Linked DNA regions of Homo sapiens: all the other regions are linked to region 2. Evidence: chromatin contacts called from ENCODE Hi-C or POLR2A ChIA-PET data. All regions are on one chromosome and are shown on one strand. Each heading gives the region's core, a stretch centred on a gene start or an enhancer-like site at or near the end of the contact. The rest is flanking DNA. Distances are from core to core; before and after follow the strand shown. Region 1 overlaps GNG12 (G protein subunit gamma 12). Region 2 overlaps LOC124904197 (a long non-coding RNA gene). Region 3 has its middle 15 kb from the start of LINC01702.

The links. A loop is a pair of places that touch in the nucleus more often than their neighbours do. ChIA-PET counts read pairs that join two places held with the same protein, here RNA polymerase II (POLR2A). Pooled maps may share reads with other maps.
Region 1: a map of endothelial cell of umbilical vein shows a loop between it and region 2 (6-fold over the local background). The contact joins two enhancer-like sites. A Hi-C loop is called at or near these places in 1 of 168 maps with a recorded cell type or tissue (endothelial cell of umbilical vein) and 3 of 50 pooled maps. POLR2A ChIA-PET finds 5 or more read pairs at or near these places in 3 of 52 experiments (B cell, activated CD4-positive, alpha-beta T cell and activated T-cell).
Region 3: a map of ascending aorta shows a loop between it and region 2 (2.1-fold over the local background). The contact joins two enhancer-like sites. A Hi-C loop is called at or near these places in 1 of 168 maps with a recorded cell type or tissue (ascending aorta) and 4 of 50 pooled maps. POLR2A ChIA-PET finds 5 or more read pairs at or near these places in 5 of 52 experiments (BJ, HCT116, PC-9 and 2 more).

What each region holds. Positions count from the first base shown.
Region 1 is chr1:67,734,153-67,738,231 of GRCh38, reverse strand. The region is part of intron 2 of GNG12 (G protein subunit gamma 12); the gene reads left to right. Among named protein-coding and RNA genes, the nearest start is that of GADD45A, 51 kb to the right of the region's middle. RefSeq lists an enhancer at 2,007-2,086 and a silencer at 4,063-4,079. Within about 2 kb of position 1,956, at least 36 of the 41 ENCODE cell types and tissues checked have a DNase peak (open chromatin) inside an H3K27ac peak, as active enhancers do.
Region 2 is chr1:67,623,677-67,628,211 of GRCh38, reverse strand. It overlaps LOC124904197 (a long non-coding RNA gene), which reads right to left. Exons shown (of 2, transcript XR_007066160.1): 2 at 1,341-1,573. Among named protein-coding and RNA genes, the nearest start is that of GADD45A, 59 kb to the left of the region's middle. Within about 2 kb of position 1,576, at least 3 of the 41 ENCODE cell types and tissues checked have a DNase peak (open chromatin) inside an H3K27ac peak, as active enhancers do.
Region 3 is chr1:67,534,820-67,539,054 of GRCh38, reverse strand. No RefSeq gene overlaps it. Among named protein-coding and RNA genes, the nearest start is that of LINC01702, 15 kb to the right of the region's middle. RefSeq lists an enhancer at 3,275-3,569. Within about 2 kb of position 1,623, at least 7 of the 41 ENCODE cell types and tissues checked have a DNase peak (open chromatin) inside an H3K27ac peak, as active enhancers do.

The DNA.
Region 1 (4,079 bases), core at 707-3,206, 110 kb before region 2:
GCTAATAGGGCTGGGCACAGTGGTGCATACCTGTAATCACAGCACTTTGAGAGGCTGAGGTGGGCCCAGGAGTTCAAGACCAGCCTGGGCAACATGACGAAACCCCATATCTACCAAAAAACAAACAAAAAATAGCCTGACATGGTGGCGCACACCTGTCCCAGCTACCCAGGAGGCTGAGGTGGGAGGATCATCTGAGCCTGGGAGGTTGAGGCTGAAGTGAGACATGATCGTGCCACTGAACTCCAGCCTGGGTGACAGAAAAAAAAAGGAAAAGAAAAGCTTTTATAATAAAGCTTGACACTGAAAAGAATCTTAGAGGCCATTTAATGCAAAGGTTCAAAGTGTGCAGGCAAGGAATGGTAAGGGGAGTGGACAGTTTATTGCAAAGGGTGAGCCCTTGTTTACAGGGGCCACATATTGACAATAAACTGAGTAACAATGTCTTAAATGTAATGGCACCACTCTTGTTAAAGTATATGAAGATGTTGTTGCAATTAATAAAGAGAACATTTTTGTTAATTTCTTGTTATTATGTATTTTCATAACCAGTAGGCTCCAAAAAGACAGCTATCTTTGGAGCAGGGAAAAGCTAGTGCTTATACATTTAAAAAAAAAAAAGAAAGTCTTCATATTGAAAAGAGGAGGAAACACTGATCTAGTCCAAGCTCTTTGTTTTACTGATGCAGAAAGGGAAAGGGAAGGGGATTGAGTAACTTGCATAAATTACACAGTTAACCAACTAACAGCTGAACCTAGATAGACCCTCGGTTTCTTGACCCTGGGCCCAGAGCTCTTCTTACCATCCATGTGACTGTTTATCTTTCAGAACCAACTTTCTTCAGGCCAATAAATGAGGTATTGCCTTAGAACAGAAATCATTTATATTTGGCCATGGAATTATATTAATGATTTATTTTTATAATGATTAATTATGAGAATTATAATTAGACTTTGCTTTAGCTAGTTTCAAAATCCATTTATAATCCCCTAAGCACAGGCCATTTGGCAATGCAAAAGACTAAGTAGCCCAAGAAGGGTTGATGAAAGTATGATTTTTAATTTGCAGTAGATAATTTACCTAATGAGTACTACTTATATAGAAAATTAAGACTTGGTTTTAGTTGCAAACATCATTTTAAGGAAGCTTAGCAGCCTACGTGGAATTTCAGGAGTGGACACATCTGAATATCCACAATTCTTGGTTTATATTCAGGCTGCACAACTTTAGTACCTATATGATGTTGGCCATGCTCACTCACTCCTCCAACCCTCAGTTTACACATCTGCAAAATGAGATACTTCTTTTCCAGTGTTGCTGTGGACATTAGCAGGCACACACATTTGGTGCTTGCACAAATGAGGTCCTAAGAGGTGGGTCCCTCTCATCTTACGTGAGGAAACTGAAGCAGATTAGAAATGACCCAAGGAAACCACTCCGAGTTCAGTCTGGAGCCCACTCCCCTAGGTTTTAATCATCCCCCAACTCAGTCCCTATCTGCTGAGGTTCCTGGATCCAGACGGTTCTTACCAAGGAACTGTCTGTCCCCACCACATGGATGGTTTTCCTGGCAGAGGTGTGCCCTGTGAGGGGGTCACTGCTCCTGGGGTTGGCATCGTGAGGCTGAGCCTGCAGGCTGCACAAGTATGTTCCACTGAGAGGCTGCCCTGGTGACTCCATTACTCACGCATCCCTGCCACACAGTGCAGCTGGGCCGTGGCCCCAGCACAGGGTTCATTTACATAGCTGCACAACAGGAAGCAGTCTAGTGTTTAGAGCTGCCCTGGCCCACTGAGAGCAAATTGTTTCAGGTGCTGTGGTGTGGGTTCTGGAACTGTGGGCTGTGCCTTTGGCGTCCACGTTAGCATCAGGAAGCAGTAGCCTTCTACTGCAACATTCTCCCTGCCTGCTGCTTGGTTCGGGGGTTGGGATTTTTGTTTTGCTTTGGTTGTTGTACACTCTCACGCTTGGCAGGCACAACCGGAAGAAGAGGTGGGCGTTGTGTCAGGCTGGGAGGGAGTGCCTTTGTGGAGCCAGGGTTCCTAATGAACAGACTCCTAGTTCTTCTCCCACAGTTCCTGCAAGTGAAATGGCAGATGTATGAGTCACTTCATAAGATGGGAACAGGAAGACATCCTGTTGATGCCAAGCCATTTTCAGTTCAGTGATGAGAATCTACCCCCCGCAAGAAAGTGTGTTTGTATCTTCCTCCTTTCCCCAGTGCAGAGGGGGTCAGCACCTGGCTCTTTCCCTTGTGAGAACTCCTCCACTTGGTTTAGCGCCCAGGAAATCAGCCCTGTCTTTCATTTGCATCTGTTATGTTATCAGAAGATCCTCTTTGCCAAAGATACTTTCTGTCTGAACTATTTTTAAAAAAATATTTTCCCTTGTTTTTTCCTTCTTTAGAATAATATTGTACTCTGTGATGGTTTAGGATTTTCTTTCATGGAAGAATTTTTTTATGTTTTTCTCACAGGAGCTTCACTGTTGTTAGTGAAGATCACTCAGAAATTATAGTATTTACAGTGATTCTCTGCCCCTTTTAATTGAATTCTCATAGTTCCTTTCTTAAATTATTTGGTATTCTTTATAATCATTATAAGAGGTCACATTTATTGAATGTTTGGAGGCAGGCACAATTTTAAGCACTTTACATATGCATTTCATCCTCAGATAGTTCCATGAGATGTAGAGACTGTTGCCACTCCCATTTTTGCAGATGAGGACGCAGGCTCCAATTAAGCAACTCCAAAAGTCACACAGTTAAATGGCAAGAACCAGAACTTAAGCCCTGTTCCTAATAACTCCCTTTGCCAGCATTCACTCAAAGTGTGATCAGCAGAACAATGATCTCATGAGATGTTCCTCGGAAAATATTTTTATGTGCAAATAATTTGGGGAAATGCTGCAAGCCACAAGCCTCTTGCCAGATCATAAATGTATCTTAGTGCAGGAAAGACCCTGAGAAGTCTTGCGTGAAAGAAGTCTGCTTATCATTGTGTGAACTAGGGCTTTCCAAAATACATGGCATGGAACCCATTTCAATATATACCTATTAAATTGTAATACATCTGAGGCCAGGCGCGGTGGCTCATGCCTGTAATCCCAACATTTTGGAAGGCCAAGGAGGGTGGATCACCTGAGGTCAGGAGTTTGAGACCAGCCTGACCAACAAGATGGAACCCCATCTCTACTAAAAAAAATACAAAATTAGCCAGGCGTGGTGATGCATGCCTGTAATCCCAGCTACTCTGGAGGCTGAAGCAGGAGAATTGCTTGAAGTCAGGAGGCAGAGGTTACAGTGAGCCGAGATCACGCCATTGCACTACAACCTGGGTGACAGAGTGAGACGCTGTCTCAAAAAAGAAAATAAAAAGAATAAATAAATAAAAATTGTAATACATTTTAAGAAACACCATACTAGTCTAAGAAAGCAACTAGAGCCAGACCCTGTAGTGTGCCTGTAGTCCTAGCTACTCAGGAGGCTGAAGCTGGAGGATTGCTGGAGCTCAGGAGTTCAAGGCTGCAGTAAGCTACGATCCTGCAACTGTACTCCAGCCTGGGTGACAGAGCAAGGCCCCATCTCTACAAATCATAAAGAAGGCAACATAATGTGATGGCTAGATACAAGGGCTTTGGAGCCAGAGAGTACGTAGGTTCAAGTCCCATATCTGCTACTCCCTAGGTAAGTTATTTAGCTTCCTGTGCTTCACTTCCCCCATCTGTGTAGTGGGGAAAATATAGCACTCTTGCATAGGGTGACTGTGAGGGGTAAATTAGTGCGTCTAAAGGACCTGGAACACCGTTGTGCACATACAGAAGTAGTCAGTGTTCTAAATGTAGCAGAAGGAGTCAAAACATTTACCACTGTGGGGTCAGATCACAGCCAAAATGCTGTTTCCCCAGTCTTCAGAAAACCTATCAAAGAAGAAGCATGCCCTCACCCTCCTTTCCTCTAGCACTCTCTCTAGCTGCCCTGTGCTCTCTCTGCCTCTCACCATCTGCTTGTACTAGATAGCAGCCCAGACCTGGGCTCAGGTCTAGGCAGTAGGTCTCTGCCCTGCCCTTGAGTCAGGAA
Region 2 (4,535 bases), core at 327-2,826:
AAGTGTTAGGCATTTCCACAGGCAACCAGAATGACTAGGCATCCAGGGGCATCAGAGAAGCCCCAAGGCACGAAGCGTGGTCTAAGCCAATTGTTGAAAAAAGTTACTGTCTGTGTAAATTGAGTCATAGCCAGGGTAGAACCGCTTGCCAGAGCCACTAATGGACTCAGAAATGAGGCCAAGAGGATATGAGAGGGTGCATAAGAGACACCCAAGTCATGGGACCTCCAGGTGGGTCTGTCCAGGTGGCACATATGTAAATCATCTAAAGTTCTGGAGAGAGACTGGGGCTGGAGACAAAGATTTGGCAATCATCAGTATCCAGGAGGTTGTTGAAACCATGAGGAAAGTGTGTCAAGTGCCCAGAGCAGTGAGCTGAGGAGGAATCCTGGAGGACCCTGAAGGACTGAGCAGAGGAAAAAAAGCCCACGGAGGCACAGGAATGGCCAAGGAGATGTAAGCAGAACCTGGAAAGGATGGTGCCATGGGAGCCAAAGTAGTAGCAGGTGACAAGGAGATTAGCTGAAGGTCTCCAGTGCATCACACCATAAAAAAAATCCCACTGCGTTTGGCAATCAGGAGGTCTTGGGTGCCATCACCGAGAGGAAGCTCAGTACAACTGTGGTGTTAGAGGTCAGAAAATATTGGCCTGAGGTATGAATGGGAGGTAGAAATCTGAAAAGAATAGTGCACCCTGCTTAGTCACAAGGACTGCCCTTGAACAGGATGAGGGCAGTGAAGGCATGAGCACAGGGACAGAGAGAGGGCAGATTTTAGGTCAGAGAGTGAGGCACTGAAGGGGATCAGGCAAAACAGCCTTAGTTTTCTTGGTGAAGCAATATTCTGTGCTGAAACTGTAGTAGTACGTGAACTAGAACTGGCCATCCTCCTTCTCCTGCTGAGAGCTTTCAACCTGAGGACCGCAGGAGAGAGTTGGGCTAGTACTCAGTTATTTCTATCAGTCATTCAGTCAGACAGTCCATATTTACTGAATAGTAACAATGTACAAGGCCTTATGAAACTGGGGACAATACAAGATGACTGCGATTTATTCCCTACTTATAAGGAGCTTTCAAGCATAGGTCCTGGGAATTTGTTACAAACCAGAGGAAGCTAGAAACTGGACTGGGTCAGGGATGCTGGCCTGTGTCCAGAAGTCTATTCATTTATTCAACAAATCTACTGAGGGATTATTATGTGCCAGGCACTGATCCATGTGCTCAAAATATATCAGAGAACAAAACAGACAACAATCCTGGTCTCATGGACCCTATATTCTAATGGGGTATATTTGTCAGGGAAGTCTAAGTTATGCTGTATTAATAAGTGCAGAGTATCAGTGGCTTAACAAAACAATGCTTTATTTATTTCTCTTTTACACAAAATCCATTGTGATTCTACAAGGCAATTGTCTTCCATGCAGTGACTCAGGGGCCCAAGAGGTTTCATCTGAGGTTCCTTAGTTGTGATGGCAGAGGAAAGAGAAACCGAAGAACTTCCCATGGGCTTGTAGGTACTGCAGCTTGGAAATGACTCACAATGCTTTCTCTCAGGACTAATCACATGGCCTCGCCTACAACAAAAAAACTAGCAAATGTGAGGAAGCACATGGAATATTTGGTGAGTGTTATTGTTTCTGCCACATGGCAGGAAGCAGTCTATAGGCTAAATAAATAAATCAGTTACATACCATATTAGAAAGGGATGAGTGCCATGGAAAAAGCAGAGGAGGGTAAGGAGGATTGGCTGTGTTGGGGGAAGAAGTGGAGGGTGGAATTTTTAAATCAGGATAGTTGCTGTGGCCTCAATGAGAAGGTGGCATTTTGAGAAAAGCCTTCAAGGAGATGAGAGAGCCAGTTGAATCTCTGAGAGAAGAATGATCTCAACAGAAAGAATAATCTGTGCAAAGGCCCTGAGGCAGGAAGATGTCTTAGAGAGTGAAAGAGGTAGAAAGTGAGGTTGGAAAGGTACGGGGGGAGGGGCAGGGAAGGTGAGGAACAGCATGCAGATTGTGTATGGCCTTAGAAGCCCTTTGTCAAAACTTTGGCTTTTACTTTGAAAGAAAAGGGATGCTGCTGTTGGATTGAGGCAGAGGACATCACGGCCTGTCTGAGGCATTCATGTGATCACCCTGGATGCTCTGTGGCAAATAGGCTGTAGGGCAAAGTGGCTGCAGGGAGAACCAATAGAAGGCCATTACAGTCATCTAAGTGGAAGACAATGCTGGCTTGGACCAGACTAACACTGGTGAGAAGCAGTTGAATTCCGGAAAGTTTTGGAGGTCTGTGCCCTCACGTGGAGTTTCTGGAGCTCCCTTGCTTCATCAGTCATGACTTGTTAGGTCACAACAGCCCAGAGCCCCTGAAATGAAATTATCTCTGAGCCCATGGTGGGCTTGAGGGGAGGGGAGGGGCAGGAAAGGTGTCTTGTGCCAGGTGGATTCTCAGGTACAGCTTCCAGAGCATGGGGACGCTGCCTCAGGAGTGATCACACTCACTTCTCACTAGACCACAATTCTGCAGTCTCTCCACTGTCTTAAATCACGGAAATGCACTCTGAAGAGCAAGGTGGACAGACTGAGGCCTGCAGAGTCCAGGTGACTTAAAAATCCAGAGTCAGAGTCAGAAAAGGAGCCCCGGTGGCCTGTTCCCAGTGGAGAGCTGCTGCTTCCTTCCCTGCCCTTCCCTCCCGTGACCCGCTTTTGTCAAGATTAAGGTACGTGGGAGAGGGGAAGAGGGGCAAAGGAAGCCTTTCCTATTCTCTCATTCCCACCCCACTCCTCTGCACTTGGCACAGGCTTTGGGAGTCTCTGCACTCCAACAGAACTTTCTAGGTCTGGCACTATGAAGGACATGGAATGTATCAGGATGTAGAGCAAAATGGCCCATGCGGTGGTCAGAGATGGAAAGCACAGACTTTAGTATCAGAAGAACTGTTCCAATCCCAGTTTTTTCACACAAATCAGTTATGGTACCTTGTGAGGTTACTTTACCTCAGTGAATTTTCATTTCCTTGTCTGAAAAATGGGGATAATAAGCCTATCACATAGGATTGTTATAATAAACATAATATGTGTAAAATGTCTAGCTCAGAATAGAAGGATGTGACAGATCCTGTAAACTGGTTCATTCAACATCTATTCTCAAACACCGTCTTCTTTGCTTTTCTCTACTAGCAAGGGTCAAAGAGGAAATACCCAAACTCCCAGCTTCCCTGCAGCTGGGGTTGGCCACAAAACCCAGCTATGACCAATGAGACATAAATACCTGTCCTTGACTTTTCCAAATAAAAAGGCAAAGCTTCTGAGCAGCAAGTCCTTGCTCCTCTCTCTGTCTGCCCCCCTCTCTCTTCTTGCCTGGAACTTAACTGCGAGGCTGGAGGTAGAACAGCCATCTTGATGTCATGAGGCAACAAGCACAAGGTTCACAGGCTAAGGCTGATGAAGTGGCAGGAGAGAAAGAGCTAGGGTGCTTGATGACATTGTTGAGCTTCTGTTTTACTCCAGGGCCACCTGGCCAGGAGTTTATTGTTGTGTGAGACAAGTACCTCATTGCTGGTATTCACCTGTGTTTGTTAGGTCTCTGCTATTTGAAACTAACATAATCAATAATAGCTATCAATATGGTCATCATCATCATTATATATGTTCTCCTACAACTTCAACAACCTCTGGCTCACAGGTGTAGATTTTATTATCTAATTGGGGAGCCAATTAAGATTTATTAATCAAACCTTTAAAGTAGCATTTCCCAGGGAGTATTCCAAGAATGTTGGCTCTTACAGATATTAATAGGTCTTCTGAGAAAAAAAAAAAGCTCTATTGTCAAGTTAACAAATGATGATACTTGGCAGAAATCTTTATAACAGCAGTTTTCGAATTGGTATACTATTTGAGGGCTTTCCAAAGGATTTTAAAGAATCAATTACAGATCCTCAACTATGATAAGTATACTTTCCAAAAGTAAATATGTGTGATGACTCCTCCTTATGGTCCTCCTCTCCCTCCTGTTCCCTCATTAGGTCCATTCTCCCACCTCACAGAAGAAAATCACATCTCACTGCTGGCCAGACTTACCCTGGGGCACTGCTCCAAGGTGGAGAAATCTCTGTGCTACAAAGGAACAACCCCAGGCTGGCTACGGTGGCTCATGTCTGTAATCCCAGCACTTTGGGAGGCTGAGGTAGGCAGATCCCTTGAGTCTAGGAGTTCAAGACCAGCCTGGGAACATGGCGAAACCCCATCTCCACAAAAAAATATAAAAATTAACTGGGCATGGTGGTGCGCACCTGTAGTCCCAGCTACTTGAGAGGCTGAGGTGTGAGGATGGCTTGGGCCTGGAAGGCAGAGGTTGCAGTGAGCTGTGTTGGTGCCACTGCACTCCTAATTTCTTTTTTTTGTTTGTTTAGTTTATTATTATTATTATACTTTAAGTTTTAGGGTACATGTGCACAATGTGCAGGTTAGTTTCATATGTATATATGTGCCATGCTGGTGCGCTGCACCCATTAACTCATCATCTAGCATTAGCACTCCT
Region 3 (4,235 bases), core at 374-2,873, 89 kb after region 2:
AGCTAGACCTTCCTCACATCTCCCCATCCCCACTGTTCTGGCAGCAAGGAAAGCTCTAGTTCCTTACCGTATAGAGCAATTCCTCTCTCTCTCGCTCTCTCTCTCTTTCTCTCTGTCTCTCTCACTTGTTCTCACTTATCCAAGCCTAAGCATATAGGCCATACCTCCTCAAAAATGTAAAATCCATCACCGTGTTTTCCTAAATAACAGAATTCTTTTTTTTTTTTTTTTTTTGAGATGGAGTCTCGCTCTGTCACCCAGACTTGAGTGCAGTGGTGCAATCTCGGCTCACTGAAACCTCCATCTCCCAGGTTCAAGCTATTCGCCTGCCTCAGCCTCTCGAGTAGCTGGGATTACAGGTGCCCACCACCACGCCAGGCTAATTTTTGTAATTTTAGTAGTGATGGGGTTTTGCCATGTTGGCCCGGCTGGTCTCAAACTCCTGACCTCAAGTGATCTGCCCACCTCAGCCTCCCAAAGTGCTGGGATTACATGTGTGAGCCACCACACCTAGCCAGAATTATTTTTCTTTAAAGTGAATTGTATCTCTCCCCTAAAAGGGAAAAATTATAACTCTCAGCTTTCATTTTAAATACCATATTTTAGTGACTTTCAGATTTGAATATTTTTCATATTTTAGTCTATTTGAAATTGGATGTGTTTTATGATCAATGGGATATCATAGTTTCATCAACAGTATTAATTAGCACTTCACATAATAAAACACCTTACAGCTATAAGGGGATTTGATTTGATGAAATCATGTAGTAATAATTTTTTTATTTTTCCTGTCACAAAGGCAAGTCTTGCCAAGGAGTTTGGACTTTATACTCCAAGTAATAAGAGGCTGTCAAGGGATTTTAAAGGAAGGAGCGACATGGCAAAGTTTTGCTTCCAAGAACCTCTTCGTCTCATGCCAATGGGAATAAAGTAGGGATTCTTCTCACTGAGCTGGAATAACCTGCTTAGGGGTTAAAGGATCCAAACTTGCTTCCTTTGGGGCATGAAGGTTCAGTTCCTCGTGTTAAGGCCACGTGTCACTGTGGTTCAGACACCAGCTCTCTCCCAAGAGACCCCAGGAGACCGCATTCATTGCCTTGATGATTTCTCCACTTGAGGAGCCTGCTCTCCTGCAGGCCAGGAGACCTGTTTGTTGGCACTTCTCACCTGGTCCTTCTTCCCCAGGAAACCAGGCATTAACCAGGCACCCCTGAGAGGCCGATATATAACTACAGGAGGCCCATTTATTCGCTTACAAAGCGAAGTTAAGCTGGCAAGCAGACAGAACACTCTAGTACGGAGATCAGTCCATTCTCTCCCTGGAGGCAAATTACTGGAGAAGCCAAGTTATAACCAGAACGCCAATTTATTCATTTATAATGAGAAAATCAGCTTTCGAGAGTACTGGAAGTTCACACAAGCCAGAGCACTTTGTTCTTTCCCTGTTGAAAAACGAATACCCAAGAAGCCAAATTATCCAGAAGAGCGAGCAAGGAATTGTGGCAAAGGTTGAATAGAAGACCTATCTTTCGGCTGAATTGCTCAAAGCGCTCTTACCCACTAGAGGGTTTGCTTTGCCTGGCAAACCTCTTTGCTCAGGTCTGCTTGCCAAGCTTTCTTCTTGCCTGGACACTGAATGGACAGGCCTTGCCAGCATTTGCCCCTGAGACTTGTCATTTTCCAAGCTGCCATGGCTGGTCAGCTTCCTTCTCTTACAATGGGGTCTCCTTCCCCTAAAAGTAATTGAGGCTTGGTTTATTTCCTTAGAGTCTCAATCAAACCCAGTCTAATCTATTCAAGAACACACTTAAACACAATCTCTTAGATTTTTCCCACAAACGGTTTATCCTAACCAGTGTATGTGTGTTTTATTGCTTAATCCCTTACAACTTTTTATTTATTTATTTATTTATTTATTTATTTATTTATTTATTTATTTAGAGACACGGTCTCACTCTGTCACCCAGGATGAGTGCAGTGGCATGATCATGGCTCACTGCAGCCTCAAACTCCCAGGCTCAAGCAATTCTGATGCCTCAGCCTCCCGAGCAGCTGGGACTACAGATGTGTGTCACCACGCCCAGCTAATTTTTTTTTCTTTTTTTTTTTTTTTTTTGTAGAGACAGGTCTTGCTGTGTTTTTCAGGCTGGTCTCAAACTCCTTGATAAAAGCAATCCTCCTACCTCAGCCTCCCAAAGTGTTGAGATTACAGGTGGGAGCCACCACTCTTGGCCTACAAATTTACTTACAAATTCTCTGGGACTCCAGGCAGTCATTTTCTTAGGACAAGCAACAAGAGGAAATGAGCTCTGTTGAATAAGAAACTGAATTCCCCTTTGACACTCTGGGCATGGAAACCCTCCCTTCTCCAAAGGGCTGGAGTAACCCTCAGGGGCTTGTCCCCCAAGGCCCTATGAATGAAGCTGGATTTAGGTACATGGGCGGGAGGGAGAGCCTCAAACCATGGGTGGATTTGGTTTGATATGCATTGCAAGTTCGTCCTATCAGAGGGTGGAGAATACAGACCTTGAAGCCACACACAGCTGGGTTCCAATCCCAGCTTTGCTGAAGATACAGCACTCAACATCTCTGAGCCTCATCTTTAAAATGGGTACGTCATACCTCTATCTCCCAGAAAGGTGAAATTAAATAATAATGCACAACACTTGGCATGTAATAATCATTATTCCTTCCTCTTACCCGTCTCAATTTTTCCCATTACAGGAAATTGTTCCACAAAACGCTGCGACCTCTAGAAAAATGCTCCTTCTCTCCACTCTGCCCACCGCCACCCACCCAGGTATTTTAAAGTCAGTGAGAGAGGCCTAGCAATTACATTCCTTTTCTTTTCTTTTTTACAGTGTCTTACACCAAAATATTTACATTTGTGTATTTGATTCTAAGAAATAGGGTATATAGAGGACAGATGATTGACCATGAGTTGGTAGGTGTTGAAGCTGGATAATGAGTACAAGGGAATTCATTATATTATAGTCTGTACTTTGGGATATATTTGAAATTTTTTGTGTTAAGAATACTTTTTAAGGCTGGGCACAGTGGCTCACACCTCTAATCCCAGCACTTTGGAAGGCTGAGGCACAAGAGTCGCTTGAGCCCAGGAAGCGGAAGTTGCAGGGAGCCGAGATCACGCCACTGCACTCCAGCCTGGGCAACACAGTAAGACTCTGTCTTAAAAAAAAGAAAAGAAAAGAAAAGAAAAAAAGAATACTTTTAATAGAAAAAAATCTTAATGGTAAGTTACTATATGTCAGACACTGGTCTAGGAGATGGGGTTTAAAAGAATAAGTCTAAGCTTGCCTTTGAGGAATTTAGTTTAATGGGAGAGAAAACTGTGTTAATGGTCCTTTCAAGCTGAGTGATGAGGGTGAGTGAAACTTTGTGTTATGCAATGCTCACATATTCCACCCTGACGGAGTGCCAGTATGTCCGGCTACCAACGGTGGTGGCGTCCCCATGTGGCAAAAGTGTGAACACCACCTGCAAGTCACTCAGCCTTCCTGTATTGAACTGGAGAAACTCGACTAATTTACAGTGTGAGAAGCTTCTCTTTTCTTCAATATTTGCATATAAATGAGACTTGATTAATATATTTTGGCACATTGCTTCAAATCTGTGGCATAATTTAAATTTGCATAAAACTTGGCTGCTGAATTGTGATGATCTGTTTACTTCTCTAATAGGGTCCTCTTCCTCACCTCTTCTTTTCCCAATGGAGTAGAAACAGAGAGGGAATGAAGGAGGGAGGATAGAAAGAAAGAAGGGAGGAAAGAAAAAAAGGGGCAGATTAGGCAGAAAGACTGTTTGCTCTTCTCCCTCTCCTACCTCCCCAATGTCAAAGTTATGTTATACGAGGTTTGACATTAGTGATCCTCTCTTTTGTGCTGTGCAGTAATTGACATATAAGTGATGTGAAACCCTCATGCTGACTGGCCTCCCCATCTTGGGCTTATCATTTCACTTTCCAGAACCTATATTATAGATTTCTCCATCTGTTATATAATAAAGGAATAGCAGTACTGACCTGACTTCCCAAGGGTCATAGAAGGGTTACACCAGATAATGCAGGAGAAAGCCCTTTGAGCACAGTACAGCCAGAGACACATGTTAGGGGTGTTATTAGGACCACTGACATGGCAACCACAGCTGCCACTTCCTTATGACTCACTAGCCTCTTATATGAGCCCGCCTCACTATGAGGCCCTGAAGGGTGCTGA